Regions from separate parts of the Homo sapiens genome. Here region 1 is linked to region 2. A link is an interaction called in ENCODE POLR2A ChIA-PET data of the cell type or tissue named here. Cell type or tissue: GM12878. All regions are shown on one strand.

What was found. Peaks named below come from ENCODE experiments on the same cell type or tissue, not always from the same donor. Only the 100,000 strongest peaks of a DNase experiment are listed, where the experiment ranks them.
Region 1: POLR2A ChIA-PET joins it to region 2 with 10 read pairs; 5 of 35 experiments call an interaction of 5 or more read pairs at or near these places.

What each region holds. Positions count from the first base shown.
Region 1 is chr10:34,773,016-34,778,015 of GRCh38, forward strand. All of the region lies in intron 1 of PARD3 (par-3 family cell polarity regulator), which reads right to left. Among named protein-coding and RNA genes, the nearest start is that of PARD3, 40 kb to the right of the region's middle. In GM12878, no CTCF peak of the experiment used is centred here; a DNase peak (open chromatin) is centred at 2,196.
Region 2 is chr10:34,696,902-34,701,901 of GRCh38, forward strand. The region is part of intron 1 of PARD3 (par-3 family cell polarity regulator); the gene reads right to left. Among named protein-coding and RNA genes, the nearest start is that of PARD3, 120 kb to the right of the region's middle. In GM12878, no CTCF peak of the experiment used is centred here; no DNase peak of the experiment used is centred here.

The sequences.
Region 1 (5,000 bases), 76 kb after region 2:
GTTTGTAGAACCACACGGCACACCAAAAACAGCTGACACATCTCCTTGGATTTAAAACAAAGTCATCCCAGCATCTCATTTTCATCCTACCATAGCCTTATCTAATTCTTTAATGTTCTCTTTACTTTGATGAGGAATTTAATTATAAACAAAAAAAGAGAAAATACATCTATAAACGCTTGCCCCACAACTAATAACACTTAGATATTATGTTAGTTATAACATGTTTAACCTTGTTCTCATCAGTGTTCATTTAATGTTTTACCTTTTTTCACTTGGCCTAGTACAAGCATGTTTCATTCTGCTATATAGACTCTATGTTGTTTCTTCTAATGAATAACCGTGGCTGACTTCACCATTTTCCTCTTGTTGAACTTCTGAAGCTATTCTAATGGTTTCGGAAATTAAATAATGTGGGACTGAATATCCTTACCCATAATTTCAGTTCCCTAGGGATAACAAGTATTACAGAGGACTGCAAGGGCATGAACATTTTTGTAGATCTTGATAATCATGCCAAATTGCTGTTCCGAGAAGATGCAGTCTTTTACACAACATCACCAACAACGTCCAAATGCACCAGGCCACTGTGACTTTGCAGCGTCAGGTATGTTAATCATTTTTGGTTTTGCCAATTTAACAGGATATAGGATAATATTTTAACTTTTGAGTCTCTGAAGACTAGGTTTATTCGGTGCTTTTCTGTGGCTTTTTACTGGTTAATTCCCTCCTTTGTGAATTGCCCACTTGGGTCCTTTGGGCAAACATCCACTAGGCACTTAATGTTCTTCTCATAAACTTGATGGGGTTAAAGTGCCTCATAATTGTTTTGCATTTTCAATTAGAAGCTTTCATAATATGAAAGAATAATAGAGACTTAATTCCATCACTGATTAGTTGGATAAATGTTCAGAAGTAAACCAACATTATCACTACCCCCAAGGACTCCCACCTCTGGGAAATAAAATGTGCTTTACTTTAAGCCAGTGGCTTTCCAAGTTACTAAACACAGTCCACATTTCTCACCCACTACTGCTTTCCACTAGAACAAACTCAGTGATAAAAATGGACTATCACCACGTAAACAGAGGGGAGAAAATACACACCTATTTAGAAACAGAGTCACAAATGAGTCATATTTTAACAGCAAAACATACCTGACTTCAATTCTCATTATTAGGAAATTATAACTCCAAAGCACTACTGATGCTAAAAACACAGCACTACATCCTATAGATCTGGCCAAAGAACTCTCCACAAACTGCACGGAGTCACCTTTTAGGCAAGGCTTGGCTTCTAAAATCAAGGCTAAGGTTAAGACAAAATTATCCTTGAAAATTACTTAAATAGCACACACAGTAAGCACATGTGGTTTTCTGAGTGCTGCATTACCTTTCACAAAGCCTAACCCTGCCAATTTTCCTGCAGCATTGGAAGGGATTGCTGTTTCTATGGTTGAATACCAGAAGAAACGCATCTGGCCTGTATTTAAGGAGATGTTGCATGAAAAAAATACATATTGTTAATTATTTTTAAGCAAACATTGAGACTTGAATTAGTATAAGTTAAATGCACATGACACAATGCAACTGTAAACTGATGATAAAGACAAATGAACTAATTTATAATTTAAAACCAAAACAAAAGCAGCAATTGAAAACCACAACCAACTCAACACTACACTGATCTTATACCAATAAAACATCCTTCTCACAATTGGCTTGAATTAAAACTACCTGCATGCACATATGTCATTGCTTTGCAATCCTGCCAAGTACTAAGTGACATCCAGACTTTAGAATACTGAACTGAAATCATCAATGAAATCTAGCAATTTCACTGGTATCTGTATTTGATATAATTTTTCATTTACAGATACCAAATTTCAGTGACTCCTGGAAGTTTACCTAGTTACGAAGATGTATGTAATAGTAGAACCCAGTGGAGGATTTACATCAACACTCAAGGTTTCTCAGTAATTGTGCTCTGAAGTCACCGCTGTGAAAACAAGTGCCAAACAAATAAAGGAAACAAAAAATATGAGCAAAAGTGGGCATTTTTTAAAGTCACAAATCCTTTCAGTTTGGAGACTTACACAACATAGAAGCAGCATAGAACCCAATATTTCAAGCTCATATGACAGAGCAGCTGCTCAAAATACAGCAGCACTCTAAATTTATATACTACTGAACCAAGATTGACCACCAAAAGGAACAAATCAGTCAGGCATGGTGGCTCACACCTGTAATCCCAACAGTTTCGGAGGCTGAAGCAGGAGGATCGCTTGAGGTCAGGAGTTGAGACCAGCCTGGGCAACAAAGCAAGACCTCATCTCTGCAAAAAAACTAGCCAGGCATGGTGGTGTGTGCCTGCAGTCCCAGCTACTTGAGAGGCTGAGACAGGAGGATCACTTTAGCCCAGGAGTTTGAGGCTGCAGTGAGCTGTGATGCACAACTGCACTCCAGCCTGGACATCAGAGCAAGACCCTATCTCAAAAAACAAACAAAAAGAAAGGACAAGTCTCCTTACAGGACCAAGCCTGGGCAGGCAAGCAGAATGCAAGGCTGCCAGTTCAAGGTGCCCTTTGTCCAAACAATCTACTACAAGAGATATATGCGTGAGAGAATGAAGAAATTTGGGTGCAAATATAAAGGAAAGCAAAGTAGATGAAGTATTGCTATGAGAGTTTGTCACTTACTGCCTAAAGAAACCAAAGAAGTGGAGAGAACTCTCTCATTTTTTTAAACCACACAAATTTGTACAGAATCAAGATGTAAAGAGAAATCTGTAGGTATTATTCTAGAATTTAAAAGACATATCATAAGAACTCTTGACCCACCTCTGAAAAAGCAATAAGCAAAGCTATCATCCTCACCACCTTCATGCTTTTCAATTAATAACTTTGTTCATTTTACAAAGTAATATATGGCCAGGCATGGTGGCTTACACCTGTAATCCCAGCACTTCGGGAGACCAAGGCAGAAGGATTGATTGAGCTCAGGAGTTCGAGATCAGCCTGGGCAACACAGTAAGACCTTGTCTCTACTAAAAATTTATATATACAACCCTATAGGCTCATGGTTGAAATTTTGGAAAAGTACGAAGCCAATAAAATTCATCCATAACTCTGACCAAAAAAGAATTGATCAGTTAGGCAGCCAAGAACCCTGGAAGAAAGTGAGAATATAATTTTGGAACTAGTAACAAGAAGACAAGGGAACAATAAACCCAGCAGGACACCATCTCTAAGCTCTGAGAACTAATTTTGACAAGTCCAAGAAAAATATACCTCAGACACCTACAAGAGATTACTATTTATGTGGCACAGGAGACACTAACATACGACAATCTGAGAAAGACAGAATGGCATGATCCAAAGCAATTAATCTGACTGGCTAGGGAGCTCAGTTTTTAAAACAGCAGATCTAAACACTTCAGGGGCCAGCACATGGCCAGGGAGGAAACAAAAATGTGGTATGAACCACAGGGAACTTTGTCAGAAGACAAATCCAGAATTAGCTGAAGTTCTTGAACAATTTTTTTTTTTTTTTTAGTAAGCAGAGGAAGGACAGCAAGGTTTTAAGCTATATTTGGGGCCAGGAAGAGATAAGCTACAGATAGAATACAGCTCCTATTAACTAATCATATGTTCTCTTGGTCTTTCACAACAGAAGAATCTTCAAACTAGTGAAGGAACAACATTGTGAGCAGAAAATTAGAAGCCTCCTCCCATCCGAATTCCACCATTGGTGGAAAAAGAAAACAAAAAAAAACAAATTAAGGAGACTATTTCCAAGTATTTTCAGTCGTGTTTTTTTGTGGGGGGGGGGGGCGGGTGGGGGATGGAGTCTCACTCTGTCGCCCAGGCTGGAGTGCAATGGCACAATCTCAGCTCACTGCAACCTCTGCCTCCCAAGTTCAAGCGATTCTCCTGCCTCAGCCTCCTGAATAGCTGGACTTACAGGCATGTGCCACCATGTCTGGCTAATTTTTTTTTTTTTTTTTTTTTGTATCTTTAGTAGAGACACGGTTTCACCATGTTGGCCAGGCTGGTCTCAAACTCCTGACCTCGTGATCCACCCACTTCGGCCTCCCAAAGTGCTGGGACTACAGGCGTGAGCCACCATGCCTGGCCTTCAGTAGTCTTATGTCATTTCCCTGCTTTGGAACCTTCGAAGACTCCTGCCTGCTCACAAAGCACGGACATCTTCCTATGTGACAAAGGACTCTACACTCAGTCCTTCAAGCCCCTTCCCTCCACCATCCCACCCTCTTCCCCTGGTGGACTCAGCCAGATCTGCCTCAGATGTCAATTTCCCTGGCTGGTCTCTAACTCACCATCAGCCTGAGAGGAGTTGAGAAGGCCTTCCCTGCAGCCCCATGTCCTCACATATGTGTCTCCTACTCCATTTCCACCTTTGCAAACATTTTATACAACCTCTCTCTCCCCGCACAGGGGGCTCTTAGAGGGCATCCTCACAGTGCAGCACCAGGTATACAGTAGATGCTCATTAGACATTTGGATAATTTTTATTTTTTAGAGACAGGGTCTCACTCTGTCACCCAGGCTGGAATACAGTGGTGCAATCGCTGCAGCCTCAAACTCTCAAGCTCAAGCAATCCTCCCACCTCAGCCTCCTGAGTAGCTGGAACTACAGGCATGCACTACAACAGTCAGCTAATTTTTTTTTTTTTTTAAGAGATGGGGGTTTTGCTTTGTTTCCCAGGCTGGTCTTGAACTCCTGGGCTCAAATGATCCTCCTGTCTCAGCCTCTCAAAGTGTTGGGATTACAGGTGTGAGCCACCTCACCCAGCCAAGCATTTGTTAATTAATCAACTGATTCCCTGAGGAATGATGGTGAGTCTAGGAAAGAGACCAGAAAATTAAGATGAGCACTGCCCTCCCTCCCGCAAGGAGGCCTTTGGGAAAGAGACTGCTGCCAAGTTACCACCACATCCACGGCTCTTGAGTTAGAGCTTTATCCTCCAGCAGCCTTCAG
Region 2 (5,000 bases):
GTCTAAAGATAGGGACACAGAAGGATGCTGACAAGACCGTAGTGAACAAAGCACATCCTGTGTGGCTTGAGCCTCTTTTTACAGAGACAAAATGACACACACACACACACACACACACATATTAAAATGCGTAAACACACACACACACACACACCCCCCTCAAAATTTGCAGTGGTTATCCTGCAGTGGGATTGAGGAGAAGGAAAAAAAAGGACATCATTTTAAATTTTATACACTTCTATATGGTGTACGTATATTTTAAAATCCTTAAAACTCTGCTTTCAAATGATCTGAAGAAGAAACATAGTTGTGTGTTTCTGAACTTCTACATCACTCTTACGTACATATTCAGATGAAAATATACTAAATTGCATGTTTCACCATTCCCTACTGCTTTCATTCTGCAACACAATTGCTATCCAGAAGTTCAATCCTCCATTCTTCATACCTAAAGATGATGTTTGATACAGTTCTTTCCTGAAGCAAAGATTGGAAGAAGGAGGCTAATGATTAATGAAGAGTTAAAATACAGATTCCTGGACCCTGTTCCAGATCTACTGACTAAGACCCTGGAGCAGGGGTGCGGGGAGAATCCATATTATTAAGAAGCTCTCCAAGTCCATCTCTAACAAAGCATGCCTAAGTATCACTGAAACGGAACACTTATTTTAAAAATGCAGAATGACCAATCCTTGTCACTTTTTAACCAGCACAGCAAGTAACTCAGACCTTAATCCTCAAAGTTATTAAACATTACCGTTAAAACCATTTTGCAAGTAACAGAGTTCCTCTGCACCCTCATCTATCTGGACCTCTATGAAAGGAATCATTTATCTAGAACACAGAGAGTAAGTTTGTAAAACAAACACTCACACACACACACACACACACACGTTGGCATCCTCTTCATTTGTGGGGCCTATTCTGACTGCACATGAATCCCAATTACAACATCATCCAGGAGTCCCTGGGACACCTGCCACTGAGACAGCTCCAGAATTTGGCATCTCCAGATGTGTTGAGTCCCCAAAGAATGAAGTCCCAAAACCATTTACTGATGGTAAATGGTATTTCCTCTTCAAGGAAAATTGGAAATAATGTCCTGGGGGTGAATAAGAAAGAGGTGTCCCCTGGCCACTTAGAATAGCCACATCCTGCCCACCTCTTCCCACCAAGCAAGCTCAAGGGTGACCCAATCAACTTAAATATCAACTTTCGTTTCTAAAATACTTCCACACACACAAGCACACCAACCTCCAAAATGTGGCTTATGAAACCATTCTTTAAGCCTCCTAATCCTGTTCACTCCCTCCAGATGAGATCATTATCTGCAGCCTTTATATAATATTTGTAGCCACCCCTTGGAAATAAATCCGCACCTATGGACTTTCTCAACCTCATAACTTCATCCTTCAGAACTTGCTACATTTCCACCTTTTCCCCAGCACTTTCCCTTTCACAGCCTGTTAGGCCCTGCACCATTTTCCCCCCACTCTGTGCCCAAGGCCTCCAATGCCTGGACCACACCTTACCCTCCAGGCCAGCCCTGTCTGTCCATCAAGACTTCTCAGGCATCCTCTTCTCCAAGAGCTTTTCCTGACCATCACACCCCCAAAGCAGATCAGCAGTCTAACTCCAGCCCACTGTTTTCTTTTGTTTAGAGACAGTCTCGCTCTGTCATCCAAGCTGAAGTACAATGGTGCAATCATAGCTCAATGCAGCCTCCAACTCCTGGGCTCAAGCAATCCTCCCACCTCAGCCTCCCAAAGTGCTGGGATGATAGGCATGAGCCACTGAGCCCAGCCTGTCCCACTGTTAATGTTCCTAAAAACCACAATCGTATGGAAGATAGAGTCAGGTGTCAAGCGTGAGCCTTTAAAGGCTGTGAATTATTTTTACATATGCAGCACAAAACCTTTTGTTGACACTACTTTACCTTCCGGTTATTATACCAATTCTTTGATGATCTTCACAGCAAATTTTTTTTAAAAATTGTCTATACTTGCTTCAAGTGTGTCTTCCTCCCATAACCCCATTCCAATCAGGCTTCCTCTTCCATCATATCCACAGCAGCCTCCACGATGCTTAACACAAAAGTCTGTTGTCTGTCCTCATCTTATTTGGTCTATCAGCAGAATATGTTACCCTCTCTTTGAAATACTCTATAAACTTGGCTTGTAATCCTCCAACTAACTGATCAAGGCTTTTCTAATTTTGAGAGTCAATGGTTGACTCCTGCCTCCGGAGGGGTCCTGACTCAACAGTCAGCTATGCCAAGCAATCATGATAACATCATGCCAAGGCAAATATCAGGCTGCCACTTATTAAATGCCACTCCACAAAAATGTGCTGAATGGATATGACGTTTTGAAAAGAACTGAGCAGGAGATCAACAGTAACCCCAACAGAGCATGCTGCATTAAAAATAAAAAAATAATAAATAAAACATAAAAAATAAACATATAAAAATGACCTCCTCCCACAAGAGTTTAAAAACCAGGAAGGATATTTTTGCCACTGAAAAATACAACTCCGTAGAACAGTGGTCTCTTGGGAAATTTTAACTGGCAGCTTTCATACCATAATTCTCTTTCAATGAACAGAGGACTTGCTTTATTTTCAAGGGAAGAGTCCAGTATCCAGTGAGAAAAAGTTAGCGCATACTTATTGATTCCACTTTGTAGTAGTTTGCATTAAAAAGTTTAAAATAATAACAGTAGGAATCTCTACTGTCCAGTCCATAGACACTCAGAAATGTAGCTGAGCAAAAAATTGTGATAAGGTCCGGCATGATGGCTCATCCCTGTAATCCCAGAACTTTAGAAGGCCAAGGCATAGTGACCCACACCTGCAGTCCCAGCTAATTGGGAGACTAAGGCAGGGGGATCCCTTGAGCACAAAAATTCAAGGCTGCAGTGAGCTGTGATTGTATCACTGCACTCCAGCCTGGGCAACAGAGTGAGGCCCCGTCTCTTAGGGGGAAGATAAAAGTTATGATAAGCCACTTTTTATACTACCAATAAATTCTAATTCTACAATAATTGTATCAGTCATTGGGTGAATAAACAAACATGACAGAACATTCAACTAAAAAAGAAGAAGAATGTTTCTCATTCAGGATATGTCCATTTAAAATAACAAAAGAGTTAAACACTAACAATAATTGTGTATTATGACAACCAAAAGTCCATCACACACAGCAATAAACGAGGGGCAGAGTTCATCCATCAAATAGATGATCAAGCAGTGAATGTCCTCATGGGGCAAGGCTCCCAAGGATAGGTCCAAACCCACCGAAGAAACCTGGAGACAAAACCACATGAAGAATCACTGCTCTTATTCAGATAAAGAACATCAACTTCACCTTGCCTAGTGCTAGACAAAACATTTCCTAAGACTAAGAATGGAAGCAGAGGTAACTCTACAAGATGCAAGTTGCAAGGAATGCTGAGGCCCACTCTACTCCAGGATGTGGTAAGAGAAAACAGTGCAAAGTCCTAAGGCGAGCTTTTGTGAGTTATGACATGTATAATGCATAGGCTCCGCATATTACCCACATGTGCAAATTTCAAGAAAAGTATCTGCAACTAGAAATAGCACCCTACTTTTTCATTAACCATGGCATACAGCAATGGTCAATATCCTGTCTAACTTAAGACCAGAAAAAGATCACTGAAAAAAATCTATGTTGATAAAAAAAAAATTTGAGTATTTACTACATGCAAAGCATTGCATGAAGGCAAAGAAACAATCATCACCCAACATCAGAAATTAAAATTTATCTGACAGGCCAGGCGCAGTGGCTCACACCTATAATCCCAGTACTTTGGGAGGCTGAGGCAGGTGGGTCACCTGAGGTCAGGAGTTAGAGACCAGCCTGGCCGACATGATGAAACCCTGTCTCTACAAAAAGCATAAAAATTAGCCAGGCATGGTGGCGTGCGCCTGTAGTCCCAGCTCCTCTTTCTCCTGTAGTCCCAGGAGAATCACTTGAACCTGGGAGGCGGAGGTTGCAGTGAGCTGAGATCACACCACTGCACTCCAGCCTGAGCAACAGAGTGAGACTCCATCTCAAAAATAAAATAAAATTTATCTGACAAAATATAAGTCATAAAAAAGAGGTAGACCACGTGTTCAAAGAAAACTACACCAAAAAAAAAATGTTTTGTGAATTCAGGAAGGAAAGATCACTCTCACTTGGAAAGGTCTTCATGGGGAGGTTTTAGCAGAATGAGCAGACCAGAGGGACAGGGCACAAGAGGAGGACCCTGAGCAGGGGGAAGGGTGTGAGCAGCAGGGAAGAATGGCAGAGGTGATTCAGAACGCTGTGAACACAAAGATAAAAATGAAAGGGTAAAAACATCATATCAAAAAGACACACTTATTTTTATTTCCTACTGAAAGCCCACTGAAACCACAATACACGCGGGGATGTTGTTGTTGTTGTTGTTGTTGTTGTTGTTGTTGTTGTTGTTTCCAAGCATAATCGCACAAAGACAAAGAGAACAGAGGGAAATGAGGGAAACACAGTTTTTGGAAGCTGAGAAGCAGATGGCCCAGAGGCGACACATTTTGCAGAACCAAGAAAGGGAACCCCAAGGTAACTGTGGGGAAAGCCAAGAAGCAGCAAGACTTCCCCAACAGAGCCGGTAAGAGGCTCTGGAATGGGGAGAACCAAGAATGTCAGAACACCGGAACAAGGATGGGAAGGGGCCAGGCACGGTAGTTTATGCCTATACTCCCAGTGCTTTGGGAGGCAGGGACAGGAGGATCACTCAAGCCCAGGAGCTCCAGACTAGTCTGGGGAACGTAGTGAGGCCCCATCTCTACAAAAAAACTGGAAAAATCACCAACGTGTGGTGGTGTGCACCTGTGCCCATAGTCCAGCTACTTGGGAGGCTAAGGTGGAGGATCTCTTGAGCCCAGGGGTTCGAGGCTACAGTGAGCTTGTCTCTAAAATATAATAATAAAACAATTTTGGCTGGGTGTGGTGGCTTACG